2 separate regions of the Homo sapiens genome follow, and region 1 is linked to region 2. Evidence: chromatin loops called from intact Hi-C (ENCODE). Cell type or tissue: adrenal gland. All regions are shown on one strand. Each heading gives the region's core, and the rest is flanking DNA. Links, peaks and the distances in the headings are about the cores only. Region 1 has its middle 50 kb from the start of CEMIP2. Region 2 has its middle 35 kb from the start of C9orf57.

Region 1 (7,976 bases), core at 2,864-5,363, 210 kb before region 2:
AGATGTAGATGCTGGCCTGCTCCCAGAATCTTGCTGCAAAATCATAACTTCACCATTCCCCATGGACTGAGTAGTGCCGAGGTAGAAAATGACTTCAATCCACAGCAGAATCTGTGTTGCTGCCAATCCAATTTAAGCCCAAAGGAGTCACTCCTATTTGTAGCAAGTTTTTTTCATTTCCAGTTTATGCCGAGAATATATAGCACATCATATTTTGATGATTTATAGAGTATATCTGAAGGCCTCTTTCTCCCCAACTGCCCCGACACTTTCATTTGTCAATTTTGCAGACTTGAAGTGCAGCAAAGGAGTAAAGTTTTCAGAAAATCTGAAGAAAACAATAGATCAAGAATATCAGCCAGGCATGGTGGCTCACGCCTGAAATCTCAGCACTTTGGGAGGCCAAGGTGGGTGGATCATGAGGTCAGGAATTCAAGAGCAGCCTGGCCAACATGGTGAAACCCCGTCTCTAGTAAAAATACAAAAATTTGCTGGGTGTGGTGGCGGGTGCCTGTAATCCCAGCTACTCAGGAGGCTGAGGCAGAGAATTGCTTGAACCTGGGAGGTAGAGGTTGCAGATCGTGACACTGCACTCTAGCCTGGGAGACACAGCAAGACTCCATCTCAAAAAAAAAAAAAAATATATATATATATATATATATATATATATATATATATATCCAGGCACAGTGGCTCATGCCTGTAATCCCAGCACTTTGGGAGGCCAAGGTGTGCAGATCACTTGAGGCCAGGAGTTTGAGACTAGCCTGCCCAACATGGTGAAACCCCATCCCTACTAAAAATACAAAAATTAGCTCAGCTTGGTGGCAGGTGCCTGTAATCCCAGCTACTCGGGAGGCTGAGGCAGAGAGAATTACTTGAACCCGGGAAGTGGAGGTTGCAATGAGCCAAGATTGCACCACTGCACTCCATCCTGGGCGACAGAGTGAGACCCTGCCTCAAAAAAAAAAAAAAAAAAAAGAATATCTAGACATGGCTGCCAAGAAAAAGAACATGAACTCAAAGAGAAAATAAAATGGGTCTTTAAGAAAATAACAGCAAATCATTTAAAACATGAGTAAAGTTAGAGCATATGACCTGGAAGATTAACACAAAACAACTTTGGGTTACTCATGTGTACTAATGTCAGCTGTATCATTTCCCTATCACTGATAGGTATAGGAAACTGTACTGTGTTGGTAAAAAGCAGGTAAGAAAGGGGATGGCTGTCAGTAACTCAGCCCCGTATTACAGTAAAACTACTCCAGAAAACCTCTGGCTCAAAATACTGCAACGTACAACAGTGGGAACACAAAGTGACCAAAAAATATTGTTACAACTTTCCATTCCAGAAACATTTAGAGACGACCCACCATGAGATGACCTTGACCAGGCGTGGCTGAACATCTTCATTATAGCTACAGCAGAAACATCATGTGGTATTCTTAAGACAAATTTCAGGGCCCAAAGAAGCTATTCAGGATCCTGTTTTCCACTTGCTTCAATATATTTAAGCTCCTTGAACTATGACATCCTCCCAAATAGGTTCGCTGACTTCCTTCACTAAGGCACCCACCAAATATTTGTTGAGCGCTTACCATGGGTCAGGAACTGTTCAAGGCACTGGACATAGGGTGTTGAACAAGAAAGAAAGACATGATCCTTGCTGTCATGAAGCATTCATTTCAGAGTCATACTTCTTATGTTCACACACAAGTGAAGTGGTATTGGTATTTCAGAGTGAATGTGTTTTATAACCAATATTGATATTTTTCTTCTCTAGAGGCTCCCTTTATTTCTTAGTCACAAAACAAATATTTTTGAAAGATAGCAATGAAAACTTGGAACTTTTAGAAAAGCCATTTATTGCTAGAAATGGGCTAAGCTTACGTTTTCCTAAAATATCTGTAGAATGAAAACATAATCCAAAAAGGCACACATTCGCCAAGAGTGCAGCACGCTGGTCTTTGACTTACATAACTCTAAGGAAATAACTAGTTAGTTTCTGTTAATGTTTGATGAACTTTGACAAATTAGCACGAAGAATTAGATCAAATGAACTGTATGCACTGTCTGAACAAGAGGGATAAGCAAAAAAAAAAAATCCTCTCTAACAAGGAATGTTGGACTCAAGCATACTCTCCTAGAGGAGAAAACTGAGACTTCCTAGATGTAAAGCAACTGGCTCTAAAACACAGAATTAGAATAAAGGGAAGGAGGTCACTGGAGCGGCAAGGGTGGGGGTGAGCTTTACAACAAAGAATGATGATCACTAGATTTCAGCTCTGCGTCTATACGGGCTCACTTCCTTCACATGGGGAAACAAATAAAAATAAAAAAAATAGGGAGAGTAGCTAGGAGCCAAGGCTCAGCTGGGAACAACAGGAAGCAGCCGCGAGCTGAGTGCCATTGTGGCCACTTCAAATGGCAGAAGGTGAGAAACCAGCACAGCTGGCAACTAAAAATGAACTTGCAAACACGAGCGGGCAGAAATCAGGATTTCAGCCTTTGGGGATGCAACAGTGAATAAGACATGGGGCCTCTGTTCTGGAGAACTCTGAGATTAGAAGAAGAAATAGATGAATTACACAATGTGATAAAAGGGGAGAAGAGTCAAAATGAGGAACACAGTGAACCCGGGTAGGGAGGCAGATGATTAATTCAGTCCAATAACACAGGTATCATAGAGAAGGGATTATGCTGTGGGTATTGAAGTATAAACAGGACTTTTCCAGGTAGACAACTTGGAAAGACCACAGCATTTCAATTTGGAAAAGAGCAAGCTCACAGGTAATGAAGTAAAATCATGTATTATGGCTGAAGCTTAAACATCAAGGGGGAAAGAGAGTAGATAAATCTAGAGAAGTAGGTAAGGGCTTTGGATATTATTCTGAGGAAAGCCAGTGAAGCATTTTGTTTGTTTGTTTAACTTTGTTTTGAAAATAAATATAAGCGTACAGAAAAGTTGCCACAATAAAAAAGATTATACAACATACCTGTGTACCATTTATCTACTGTTAACATTTTGCCCCATTTTTCATTCCCCCTCTCTTTCTTTCCATATATATATATGTAATTTTTGAACCCTTTGAGAGTAAATCGCATACAGCCATTGAAGTGATTTCATTAGCGGGAGAACATGATCAGATTTGTGTTTTAGAACAGTCACTCTTATGGGAGTAGGGAGATCTTCAGGAATATATATCAGAGGCCTGGAACTAAACTAATGAGAAATCAAATGAAGGGTATGTCTGTGGGAATGGAGAGGAGAGAGTACATTCAAGAGAGAAATAAGTTTTGCCCATTGCATGTGGTCTCTGAGGGATGGGGTAAAAAGAGTGGAATCTGAGTTTTGGGACTGGGTAACTGAGTGGTGGAGACCCTGTCAAGACAGAGAATAATAAATACAACGTAAGAAAAATATGAATAGTTTATATCTATTGAATGCTAATTATATGCTAGGCACAGTTCCTAACACTTTAGGTCTATTAATCCATTTAATCCTCAAAACAATCCTAACAGGTTTGTTCTTTTATTAACTTCATTTTACAGATGATTTAAACAAAACATGTTTACAGAAAAAAAATTTTTTTAATTAAAAAACGTGTTTTGGCCAGGCGCAGTGGCTTACGCCTGTAATCACAGCACTTTGAGAGGCTGAGGCAGGCGGATAGCTTGAGGTCAGGAGTTTGAGACCAGCCTGGCCAACATGGTGAAACCCAGTGCCTACTAAAAGAACAAAAATTAGTTGGGCGTGGTGGCATGCACCTGTAATCCCAGCTACTCTGGAGACTGAGGCATGAGAATCACTTGAACCCAGAAGATGGAGGATGCAGTGAGCGGAGATCATGCCCCTCTACTTCAGCCTCTGTCTCCCAAAATAAACAAATAAATAAATATGCATGTTTTGAGGAAAAAAATGATAGAGTCATTTTTGGGGACGAAAAGTATAACCTACTCTTTCTAGAAGCTCCTCCAAAAAGATCAAGGGACATGTGGGGCCATGGGTCAAGGAATTGTCTTGGAAAATTTGGAACATTTAAGTTTCATTCACATCAGGATATAGCTTGCCATGCTCCAAACCTCCAACTTTAGCTTAAATACTGAAGATTACATTCATTTAATACGTCATTTTATGTCTATAATGCTGGCGATTATGTACACATTATATTAATATAACTTTAGCTCACCCAGCAAATAATTAAACCTAAAATACCAAAGAGATGCTTTCAATCAGACATTTCTTTCAAATGAGATAAAACAAAATTAGATGTGGAAATAGGAAATCAATTTTATTTCTATTTTAATTTTCAAAAGGATTTTAAAAATCACTGAGAAGAAAAGCAGCATCTTCTGGGCGCCCCCTTGTGGCTTGGATTAATGATTCCCAAATTTGTCTAATGGACAGAAATTACCTGGAGAACTTCATGAAAATAGTTTCCAAGGCTGCATCCACAAATAATCAGAACAGAGTAGAAAGAGATCCATATTTTTGAAAGCTCTCCAAAGAGATTTTGATGACCAGCCACTGTGAAAACCTGCAGCTTAAAAATTCTTTTTTTTTTTTTTTTTTTTGAAACAACTTCAGAGCCGGGCGCAGTGGCTCACACCTGTAATCCCAGCACTTGGGGAGGCCAAGGCAGGCAGATCACAAGGTCAGGAGATACAGACCATCCTGGCTAACACAGTGAAGCCTCATCTCTACTAAAAATACAAAAAAATTAGCCGGACGTGGTGACACGCGCCTGTAATCCCAGCTACTTGGGAGGCTGAGGCAGGAGAATTGCTTGAACCCGGAGGTGGTTGCAGTAAGCAGGGATCGAGCCGCTGCACTCAAGCCTGCACTGAAATAACTTCAGAAACAAAGATTGTAGAATCAGGAGGAAACTTAGGACTCATTTTGTCCTGTTGTAGCCCTTTACATATGAAAAAACTGCAACCAAACACGTGAAATGGCCTGCTCAAGGTCACAGAGAATGTAAATGTCAAAATCAAGAGCAGAATCTAATGTCTCCTGGCCCTAAATTCAGCATGATTAATTGGAACAATGCTGTTTAATCCAATCTATCTCAACATGTTTATCCCTTAACTCGCTGACAGTTCTACGATGCTCCCTACACCCCACATTGCCTCTGACTGAGGAGGGCACAGGCAAAATTGTCAGTGTCTTCTTCGGAGATAATTTTTTCCTTGTTAATATTTGGCATATCATAGATTGATTTTAAGGAGGCACAGAGAAATAAGCCGGAGAAAGTATTTCCTATAGGATGAGCCACTTGAACAAGCTGAGTTTCTTCTCTTCTCCAAGATCTGTCTAGAACTGATACTGGAGGAGTGCTGAGCGAGGACCCTTCCCCACAAATATCAAAGTATTGTCTGTCATTCCACATTAAACATTTATTTCTTTGGGTCTTGAAATTTGAAAGTACATCTGAAATTGAAGCTTCCCAGGGAGGGATGGGGAAGATGTAACAGGAAAAACCACCTTTCTGTCTACCCGTAGGCAAGGATTCGTTAACTAGCTGCAGAAAGATGGGCTAAGGCCCGAGCAAGGTGCTGAGCCAGGAAAGGAATTTGGAAAGTAGAAAAATAGGCCTGAGAACATTTGTCTGCCTCATCATTTTGCAAGATCTAGTTTTGTTTATCCCCAATATAATTACATTTCTGAAATTCCTTTGGGTCCTGTCTCAGTGCCCATGTGTACTTGGAGAAGTAGTGAGTACATCGAAAACTCTGATTTCTTAAAAGTCAGTCAGCATCATGGGCATCCCCTGGGAGCTTGTTAAAAATGCAGAAACTTGGGCCCCACCCCAGACCTATTGAAGCAGAATTGGCATTTTGACAAGATCTCCAAGTGACTCAAATTAAGGTTTGGTTTTGTTTTGTTTTGTTTTGTTGTTTTGTTGTTGTTGTTGTTGTTGTTTTGGAGACGGAGTCTCACTCTATTCCCCAGGCCGGAGTGCAGTGGCGTGATCTTGATTTCGGTTCACTGCAACCTCTGCCTCCCAGATTCAAACGATTCTCCTGCCTCAGCCTCCCAAATAGCTGGGATTACAGGCATCCGCCACCACGCCTGGCTAATTTTTGTATTTTTAGTAAAGACGGGGTTTCGCCATGTTGGCCAGGCTGGTCTGGAACTCCTGACCTCAGGTGATCCACCGCCTCAGCCTCCCAAAGTGCTGGAATTACAGGTGAGCGCCACTGGGCCCAACCTTGCACATTAAGGCTTGAGAAACGCTGCTCTAAAAGATAAGTTTCAGAATCCTGTGGCAGGGTAAGAAACAAAATGTTACTTGCGCAAGTTCAGAGATTTTTCAATTGTATTGAAATCAAAGATTTCATGGGATGTTTCCGTGATTCCAAGAAGCATAATGATATTTTGCTGAAACTGCTGAATGTATACATACTTTGAGAATTAGATCAGAACCCAGTTTCTTCCTCTCTTTCTTTAAATCACACAGTTAACTTCACCTGTGGGAGTGCATTTGTTTCCAAATGCAATCAAAGGGAACTAACACCAAACAGCTCAAGCATTGTCATTTGAAGTAGAAAACAAGGCAGCGGCTCTCAGAAATAATATGTGTGGACTTCAGCAAATTACCTGGTTTTCTTGAATATTAGTCACTATATCAATAAGATGGAGACAATATTGTCTGCCCTGTGTCTCTTCCAAGATCAACAAAGTTCCCAGTCTCCAGAAATGGTGCTGCTGACTAAATAAGTGGCTCAAATCAGTAATGTGGGGGCTGCCCTTGACTTCCCACAAGTCCATCCCCAACTATGATCAAGCTTATCGCTTCTCTCAAAATCTTTGTCAACCTAAAGGACGAAGCTGAGGCACACAATATAATTTTGAAGAATTTACTTAAGCCAAAGTGAGGACAGCTGCCCAGGACACACTTCCAACTTTGGGGAATGCTCTGTTCAGCCTTTGCCACAAGCAGGTTTTTTAAAGGCAAAAGGAAACAAAGAATTCTTTCTTTTATCTTCACTGTCACTACTCTGGACCAAACCACCATCATATTTTGCCTAAACCATGTCCTCCTTTTGGTGAGTCCTGCCTCTACTGCCCTTCAAATAATCATTTAGCCTGAAACTAGAAGGATTTTTAAAAAAACACAACTTCGGCCACAAAATTTCCCTATCTCAAACTCTTCAATGGCTTTTTTGTTGTTTTTTGAGATGGGGTCTCACTGTGTTGCCCAGGCTGGAGTGCATTGGTTAATCACAGCTCACTCCAGCTCAAACTCCTGAGATCAAGTTTTTTTGAGGAGACAGGGTCTCCTTACGTTGCCCAGGCTGACCTCAAACTCCTAGCCTCAAGTGACCTTCCTGCTTTGGCCCTCCAAAATGATAGGATTATAGGCGTGAGCCATCGTGCCTGGTTTCAAAGGCTTTTTTTTTAAAAGCCTTTAGGGAAAAGTCCCAAACTCTCATATGACTTATTCTGCCTTCAAATCTGGCCCTTGCCACCTTCTCTACAATATCTTCTCTTGCCACCCTCTAGGTTATATCGCTGTTGAAAATCAGGACTCACAGAACATAACCAGGAAACAGAAGGAAACCAAAATATGCCACCCCAAAATATATTTATTTGTTGTATCTTGATATGGCTATTCAGAGGGGCTGCAGACCACAGGAATAGCTCTGCAAAGCTGTCCTTGTGTAGTGGAGATTTGTATCTGTAGAGGAAATCTGCATTAGTGAGAAACAGCAGACACAAACAGTCTGTCTCTGAGGCCTCCCTTATCTGTCTTATCCAGATCTAGGAAAGATTAACTCACAGGAGACGCAGACTAAAAGTCAGACACTTTTAAAGGTCTGACAAAGAAACTTTTACCACAAGCGCTCCCATCTAATCTCTCTTTCTCTCTTTCTCTCTCTTTCTCTTTCTCTCCCTTCCCTTCCTTCTTTCTCTGTCTGTCTGTCTGTCTGTGTCAGTCTGTTGCCCAGGCTGGAGTACAGTAGTACCATCC
Region 2 (7,976 bases), core at 1,992-4,491:
AATTACCAGTTACCCTTTGACATTATCTATGATCCTCTTATGTGTTCCTTCTTATTTATTTATTGTTGTTGTCTTCCCCATGCAGATAGAGGACCAGCAAAGCTCCCTCATATTTCCAAAGGCCCAGGGATCCTCAAAACATAGACTAAAGCATGCATAGGAAGATATGAGGGTGGATGACAGGAGATGACAGTAGTGTCTAGATGCCCGTGAAAGCTTCTCTGTGAACCTGTTTGGAGTCCAAATAGGGCAGGACAGGACAGCAGGTGGAATGGGTGGAGGAGTAACAATGGGGACTCAGATCAAGTCCCACCAGGGGTGGCCTTGGGCTCACCACTTCTTTTCCCTCCCCTGCTGATATGGTTTGGGTCTGTGTCCCCATCCAAATTTCATGTCCAATTATAATCCCCAATATGGGAGGTGAAGCCTGGTGGGAAGTGATTGGATGATGGGGGTGGGTTTCCCATTTGGTGCTGTTCTCGTGATAATGAATGAGTTATCATGATATCTGTTGTTTAAACGTGTGTGGCACCTCCCCACTCTCTCTCTTCCTCCTGCTGTAGCCATGTAAAGATGTGCCTGCTTCCCCTTCACCTTCTGCCATGATTATAAGTTTCCTGAGGCCTCCCCAGCTATGCTTCCTGCACAGCATGTAGAACCATGAGTCAATTAAACCTCTTCTCTTTATAAATTATCCAGTTTCAGGTATTTCTTTATAGCAGTGTCAGAATAGACTAACACACCTGCTCTGTCATGTCTCAGGCAAAAGCCTCGCACTAGTTCTTAAAAAGGGGTGCCAGAAAGAAACAGGAGTCAAAGCAGGCCTGAGAGAGAGAAAGAGTTGTTCTAGAAAGCGTGAGAACAAGAGCAAATGTGTGAGAATGAGAAGAAGAGAGCATGAGAGAAAAAAGAGAAAAAGACAAAGAGAGCGAGAGACAGAGGCTCTTCCAGAAAGATGAATCACTATTTTAACCAAGCTACACACACACACACACACACACACACACCCCTCACAAGTTCCTCATCCTAGAAGTCCAAGCCTCTCCAGGCTGACTCACCATCCAAACCCTATATAAACTGCTTGACCTAGTTCTGAAGAGGATTACTTTTAGCCTCAATCACTCATGGATTATTCCTTTATATATGCAGTGTCTACCCGTCTTATCCACCCCAGGTGACTAATGAACTAAATTTCTCTTTCATGACATCAAATTTGTGACATGAACTTCATGCAGCCATGTTTGTGTTTAAAAGACCATTCAGAAGCTGAGTCTAATAGAATGTGGCCTTGGGATTCTCATCCAGGAATAAAACCATTGAAAATATTTCCTTGTTCCTAGACCAGGTGAGAGAAACAAAAACAAATAAATTAGAAAAAAATAAAAATTGAGTAGCTGTTTGCAAACTTTGAGAGGCCAAGGCGGGCAGATCACCTGAGGTCAGGAGTTCGAGACCGCCTGGCCAACATGGTGAAACCCCGTCTCTACTAAAAATACAAAAATTAGCCGGGTGTAGTGGCGCATGCCTGGAATCCCAGCACTTGGTAGGCTGAGGCAAGAGAATCACTTGAACCCGAGAGGTGGAGGTTGCAGTGAGCCGAGACTGTGCCATTGCACCCCAGCCTGGGGTACAAGAGTGAAACTCCATCTCAAAAAAAAAAAAAAAAAAAAAAGAAAGAAAGAATGAATGGGTATTTATTAAGCTGTGCTATCTGGGAAGCTGTAGCAATGTTAAAAGTAATAAACGATTCAAAGTTCATCAGATAAATATAGGTAGATGAGAACAAACGAGTAACATCAATAAAGTAGGTTGTGTTTCTATGCATGAAGAAATGTTGCGTCTTATAATTCAATTCACTTTAGACATTTATTAGGCACTCATCAGGTACAAACTCTGCCCTAGGAATTGGTGGGTGCTACAAAATAAATGAAACACTGTTGTATTTGGCCATTCTTGCACTGCTATAAAGAAACTGGATAATTTATAAGAAAAGAGGTATAATTGACTCATGGTCTGCAGGCTGTACAGGAAGCATAGTGGCATCTGCTTCTGGGGAGGCCTCTAGAAGCTTCTAATCATGGTGGAAGGCAAAGTGGGAGCAGGCACATTGCCTGGTGAGAACAGGAGCAAGAGAGAGAGAGAGAGAGACAGGTGCCTCACTTTTAAACAGCCAGATCTTGCGAGAAATCACTATGATGAGGATGGGACCAAGAGGATGTTGCTAAACTATTCCTGAGAAATCCACCCCCGTGATCCGATCACCTCCCACCAGGTCCCACCTCCAACACTGGAGATTACACTTCAATGTGAGATTAGGGTGGGGCCAGCATCCAAACTATATCAACTGTTAAGGAAATAAAAGCTTTCTGCTATTTTATATGTATGTTCCTCATTCAGGTTACACAGTTCTTGTGTTGTATTCTGTGTAACGCTCTCACTGGCTTTGTTCCTGTGAAGGCCAGTGGATAAAACCTCTTATGTTATTCATGAGGGGTATTCATCTGCCCTAAAGCAGGGAGCTGGGGAAGAGGGGCCAATTCTCAATCAGAAAACCAGAGCTCAGGTGATTCTCAGAGCTCAGAGGCACAAAGAATAAGCAATATTATATGATTGGGTCTAGCTCTGTTGTGTGTGTGTTTTTTTCCAAATGTGTATGTGTGTGTGTGTATATATATATACACACACACACATACACATTTGGAAAAAAACACTTGGAAAAAAACACACACACAACAGAGCTAGACCCAATCAATATATGGGTCTATGTATATATACATACACACATATATATTATATATTTTATAATATATAAAAATAATGAGAATATATATTATATATTTTATAATATATAAAAATAATGAGGATATATATATATCCTCATTATTTTTAGTAAGGTTTCCTTTTAAAGTTCTGGCCCTGCTCCTGAAGACATAAAGAAGGGCCTTAGATCCTTGGGAGCAGGGTTCTTACAGTGTGGTCTCAGGGCCAGCAGCAGCAGCAGCAGCATCTCCCTGGGGACTCGGGAGTAATGCAGGTTCCTGTGTGTCACCCACATCTACTGATCAGGAACTCTGGTGTGAGACCGAATGATGAAAGCCGTCCAGGGGATTCCGATGCTGCTCAGGGTTAAAAACCACAGCTTGATCTGAAGAGCTGCAGGGGACAGCGCCCTCTGGAGGCCACGTGATCACAGCAGCCATAGAAAAGCAGCTGCATCCAGAGAAAGGAGCAAGAGTCTAGGTTTCCGAGTCCTGTTGTCCCTTCTCATGCAAAGAGACTTCTATGGTGGTCAACTTTAGAGATCCTGACTTGATTTAATTAAAGGATATTGCTGGTTTTTTTTTTTCTTTTTTTTTTTTTTTGAGACAGGGCATCGCTCTGTCACCAGGCTGGAATGCAGTGGTGTGATCTCGGCTCACAGCAACCTACACCTCCCGGGTTCAAGCGATTCGCCTGTCTCAGCCTCCCAGCAAATTTTTGTATTTTTAGTAGAGACGGGGTTTCACCATGTTGGCCAGGCTGGTCTCGAACTCCTGACCTCAAATGATCCACCCAGCTTGGCCTCCCAAAGTGCTGGGATTATAGGCGTGAGCCACCGCACCCGGCCTTGTTTTCTTTATAATAGTCCAGGCTCTCAGCATGGGTGAATATGGGTGTGTTCTAAAATAAATACTGTTCTATTTGCTTTTTCCAGTTCAAGTGTTCATATCATTCCCCTATTCAAAACGTTTTTACTGGTTCTTCATTAAACAGTCATCTCAGCCTAGTCTTTAAGGCCTCTGCAATGGGTCCAGCCCTCATTCTCAGCTCTCTCTCTCTTCCTCCCTGCATGAAAAATGCTGCTTGCTTGCTTTTGTGTTCATGTGGCATAGCTCATGCAACAGCGGCAGGCCACACAGTGTTGACAACTATGTCTCTCCTCTAAACCAAGCTTTTAAGGGCAGGCACCACATTCTGTTCCTGCTTATCCCAGCATTTAGCACAGTGCCTGTTAATCATAGCTGGTTGGAAATTGTTTTAAAAATGAGTAAGTGGCTGAATATTATGCGTGGTCTAGCTGTGTTGAACTATTTGCTGTTCTTGGAACTTTCTACCTCTGTCTTCCTTTGTGCAGTTCCTTTCAATGTGAGATGCCCTTACATGTCCATCTCTAGCCTCTCAAAACCCCACCCATGCTTTAAGATTTACTCATAGTGGCTGCTTAATAAACACGTGGGAGTTGAACTGTATAGAACGTGCCCTTGATGGAACAGAGTCATCAGCTGGTAAGTTCATTAAGTCACACTGTTCCTAGGGCAAAGTGCACTTGAAAAAAGTGGCACAAATAATAATAATGACATTTATCTATAATATCAATCAGTTGTATTGCTTGAGATCTTATCATGTGCCAAACCTTGCACTAAGCTTTTTACATATTATATTTTATTTAATTCTTAAATCAGTTTATGGAGAAAGTATTGTTATTTGTAAAAATTTAGAATGAGGAAATGGAGGCACAGAGGGGTTAAATAATTTGCCCAAGGTTATTTATTTTATTTTATTTTGAGATGGAGTCTCACTCTGTCACCCAGGCTGGAGTGCAGTGGCACGATCTCGGCTCACTCTAAGCTCTGCCTCCCCGGTTCACACCATTATCCTACCTCAGCCTCCCGAGTAGCTGGACAGGCGCCCACCACCACGCCTGGCTAAGTTTTTTGTATTTTTTTAGTAGAGATGGGGTTTTACCGTGTTAACCAGGATCATCTCGATCTTCTGACTCGTGATCCACCCGCCTCGGTCTCCCAAAGTGCTGGGATTTCAGGTGTGAGCCACCGCGCCCGGCTTGCCCAAGGTTATATAGCTAAAAATGTCAAAGACAAGGTTTCACTATGTTGCCCAGGCTGGTCTTGAACTCTTAGGATCAAGCAATCCTCCCTCCTCAGCCTCCCAAATAGCTGGGACTATAGTCATGCCACCATACCTGGCTGAAGCCAATATTAAAATGTAGGTCTGGGCCATGCACAGTGGCCTACACCTGTAATCCCAGCACTTTGGAAGGCTGAGGTGGGCAGATCACAAGGTTAGGAGATCGAGACCATCCTGGCCAATATGGTGAAATCTCGTCTCTACTAAAAATACAAAAATTAGCTGGGCATGGTGGTGTGTGACTGTAATCCCAGCTACTCAGGAGGCTGAGGCAGGAGAATCACCTGAACCTGGGAGGCGGAGGTTGCGGTGAGCTGAGATCGCGCCACTGCACTCCAGCCTAGGTGACACAGTGAGATTCCATCTAAAAATAAATAAATAAATAAATATAAAATGTAGGTCTGGTAGACACCAAAGTCAATGCTCTTAACTTGAAGCTAAATAGATTATTGATAAAGTATATAGATATTAGAGATCTTGACAAAACAGAATTGCAAATCTAAACAGACAAGCAAGAAACCTGAACTCATATGCCAGTCGATGAATAAATTAATATTTATTGAGCAGCTACTATGGGTCAGGCATTGTTCTAGGAGCAGGATGATAGAGCGGATGAATAGGCAAGGTCTCTGCTCTCAGGGAATTTACTTTCCAGTGAGATAATCTGTTTAGGAGATAACATTTGAGCCAATCCCTGGATGATGAGAAGGAGCCGTCATTTAAAGATTTGGGAAGAGCCTGTCTCAGGCAAAAGGAAGGAAGAGGAAGTGCAAAGGTCCTGAGGCTAGGAAGACCAACAGAGGAGCCAATATGCAGAAACCATCGAGTGGAATTGACCCTGGATCAAGCTGTGCTTTCTGGACACAGCTTCCATAAAAGAAGGAACAAAACCCAGGTGTGAGTGGCCCAAAACAGGTGAATCAATTACCATATCTAGGAAGCAGGATCAAGTTGAAAGAAGATTCTCTTACCCCTTTAAATATTTTCATCTGTGCCACTATTGCAGTGTCTGAAAATGAATCAAGTTTGTAGATGACTTTGGGGGTGAAAGCAAGCGTCATCATTAAATAATATCATCAAACCATTCCCCAAAAAGTCAATAAAGTGAGTAACACAGTCTAGGAAGGACTTGCTTCTCAAAGGGTTCTGTTTACCAGATATCCCCTATATTGTTGCCTTTTCAGAGTAATTTTGTAAGAACCAAGTCACGGTCTCAGTAATGGCACTCTTACAGTGGGAAAATCCAATACCCAGGTGCTTTATGGACATATCAAGAATCATGAGTAAGGTCCGGGTGAGAGTGAATCTGTTGATAAAAACATGCCAGGGAATATTTTGTTTCCAATTGAGTGGTCTAAGAAAATGGGGAATGGGGAAGAAGGGTGAACCCTAGATATAGGCAATAGAAGCTGCCTGTCTGTAGAAAATTTAGCAATAATAATAAAGCTGATTAAAAGTCAAGTGATAAGGCCGGGCGTGGTGGCTCACGCCTGTAATCCCAGCTCTTTGGGAGGCTGAGGCAGGAGAATGGCATGAACTTGGGAGGCAGAACTTGCAGTGAGCTGAGATCGCGCCACTGCACTCCAGGCTGGGCAACACAGCGAGACTCCGTCTCAAAAAAAAAAAAAAAAAAAAGTCAAGTAATAAAAAGCAGACAAACAAACCCTTTCCTGCAGGGGCGGGGCAGACCCTTCCCACAGCAAATCCCCCTGGTAGGTGGCTGTTAACAATGTCAAATCCAATTTGCAATACCTTTTTGTTCCTTCTTTGAACCTATACTTGATGTCTTCCACATGGTCTCCCCTGGGTCTGTTTTCTCTGTCAAGTAGTTGCTGTCTCTTTATGGGTGCTATGAAGGGCTCTCTTCCTTGTTTTGAGGTTCACAGCTCTTCTCTTCATGAGAGAACTTTTCCATACCCAGCTATTCACCTGCTTTTTCAGAGGTGTTCAAACCTGAGTGACTCCCTCTTGAATAGGGGCTGGATAAAATAAGGCTGAGACTGACTGGGCTGAATTCCCAGGAGGTCAGACATTCTTAGTCCAGGATGGGATAGGAAGTCAGCAGGACTGGTATCACAAGATACAGGTCACAAAGACCCTGCTGATAAAACAGGATGCAGTAAAGAAGCCGGCCAAAACCCACTAAAACCAAGATGGCAACAAAAGTGACTTCTGGTCATCCTCACTGCCCACTATACACTAATTATAATGCATTAGCATGCTAAAAGACAGTCCCACCAGCACCATGACAGTTTACAAATGCCATGGCAATGTCAGAAAGTTACCCTATATGGTCTAAAAGGTGGAGGAACCCTTAGTTCTGGGAATTGACTGCCCTTTCCCGGCAAACTCATGAATAATCCACCCCTTGTTTAGCATATAATCAAGAAAGAACTATAAGTATACTCTGTTGAGTAGCCCATGCCTCTGCTCTGCCTATGGAGTAGCCATTCTTTTCTTCCTTTACTTTCTTAATAAAGTTGCTTACACTTCACTCTATGAACTCGCCCCAAGTTCTTGACTGAGGTCCAAGAACCCTCTTTTGGGGCCTGGATGGGGGCTCCTTTCTGGTAACATTTTTATCTGAAGTGATACTTCCTTCTAGGCATCCCTAAGAAGGAAGGTGTCTGTAACTTGTAGAGCTGCTGTCCTCTCTTGGCGACAGCCAGTCCCTGTAATACATCCTTCAGTATACCTGCCTTCTTATGTAAGCACACTTATTACCAAAAAAGTACACTTAAGCACAAATATTTAGTGAGGCCCATAGGCCAGGCACTGTCTGGACATTGGGAAGAGAGCAGTAAACCAACAGACATGGTCCCTGCCTTCAGAGTGAATTGTTTTAAAAAAATAAGTAAACAAAATAAATTCAGATGTTCATAAGTACAGTGAGGAAAACAGAAGAGGACTATGTGATGGAAGCAACTGAGGATAACACCACTTAACCAGACAGGCAAGGGAAGCCTCTCTGAAGATGCGTATTTGACCAGATACCTGAGTACACAAGGCAAACCACCCACCCACCCAGCCAACCAACTGATCAACCAACCAGCCAATCACTTGCCCACCCA

What was found. Hi-C counts contacts between places; a loop is a spot of excess contacts. Peaks named below come from ENCODE experiments on the same cell type or tissue, not always from the same donor. Only the 100,000 strongest peaks of a DNase experiment are listed, where the experiment ranks them.
Region 1: it touches region 2 in a loop (5-fold over the local background); 14 of 110 quality-filtered maps call a loop at or near these places.

Annotation. Positions count from the first base shown.
Region 1 is chr9:71,814,965-71,822,940 of GRCh38, forward strand. No RefSeq gene overlaps it. Among named protein-coding and RNA genes, the nearest start is that of CEMIP2, 50 kb to the left of the region's middle. In adrenal gland, for the core only: a CTCF peak has its summit at 4,382 (motif pointing left); no DNase peak of the experiment used is centred there.
Region 2 is chr9:72,022,004-72,029,979 of GRCh38, forward strand. No RefSeq gene overlaps it. Among named protein-coding and RNA genes, the nearest start is that of C9orf57, 35 kb to the right of the region's middle. RefSeq lists an enhancer at 3,030-3,324. In adrenal gland, for the core only: a CTCF peak has its summit at 3,157 (motif pointing left); a DNase peak (open chromatin) is centred at 3,078.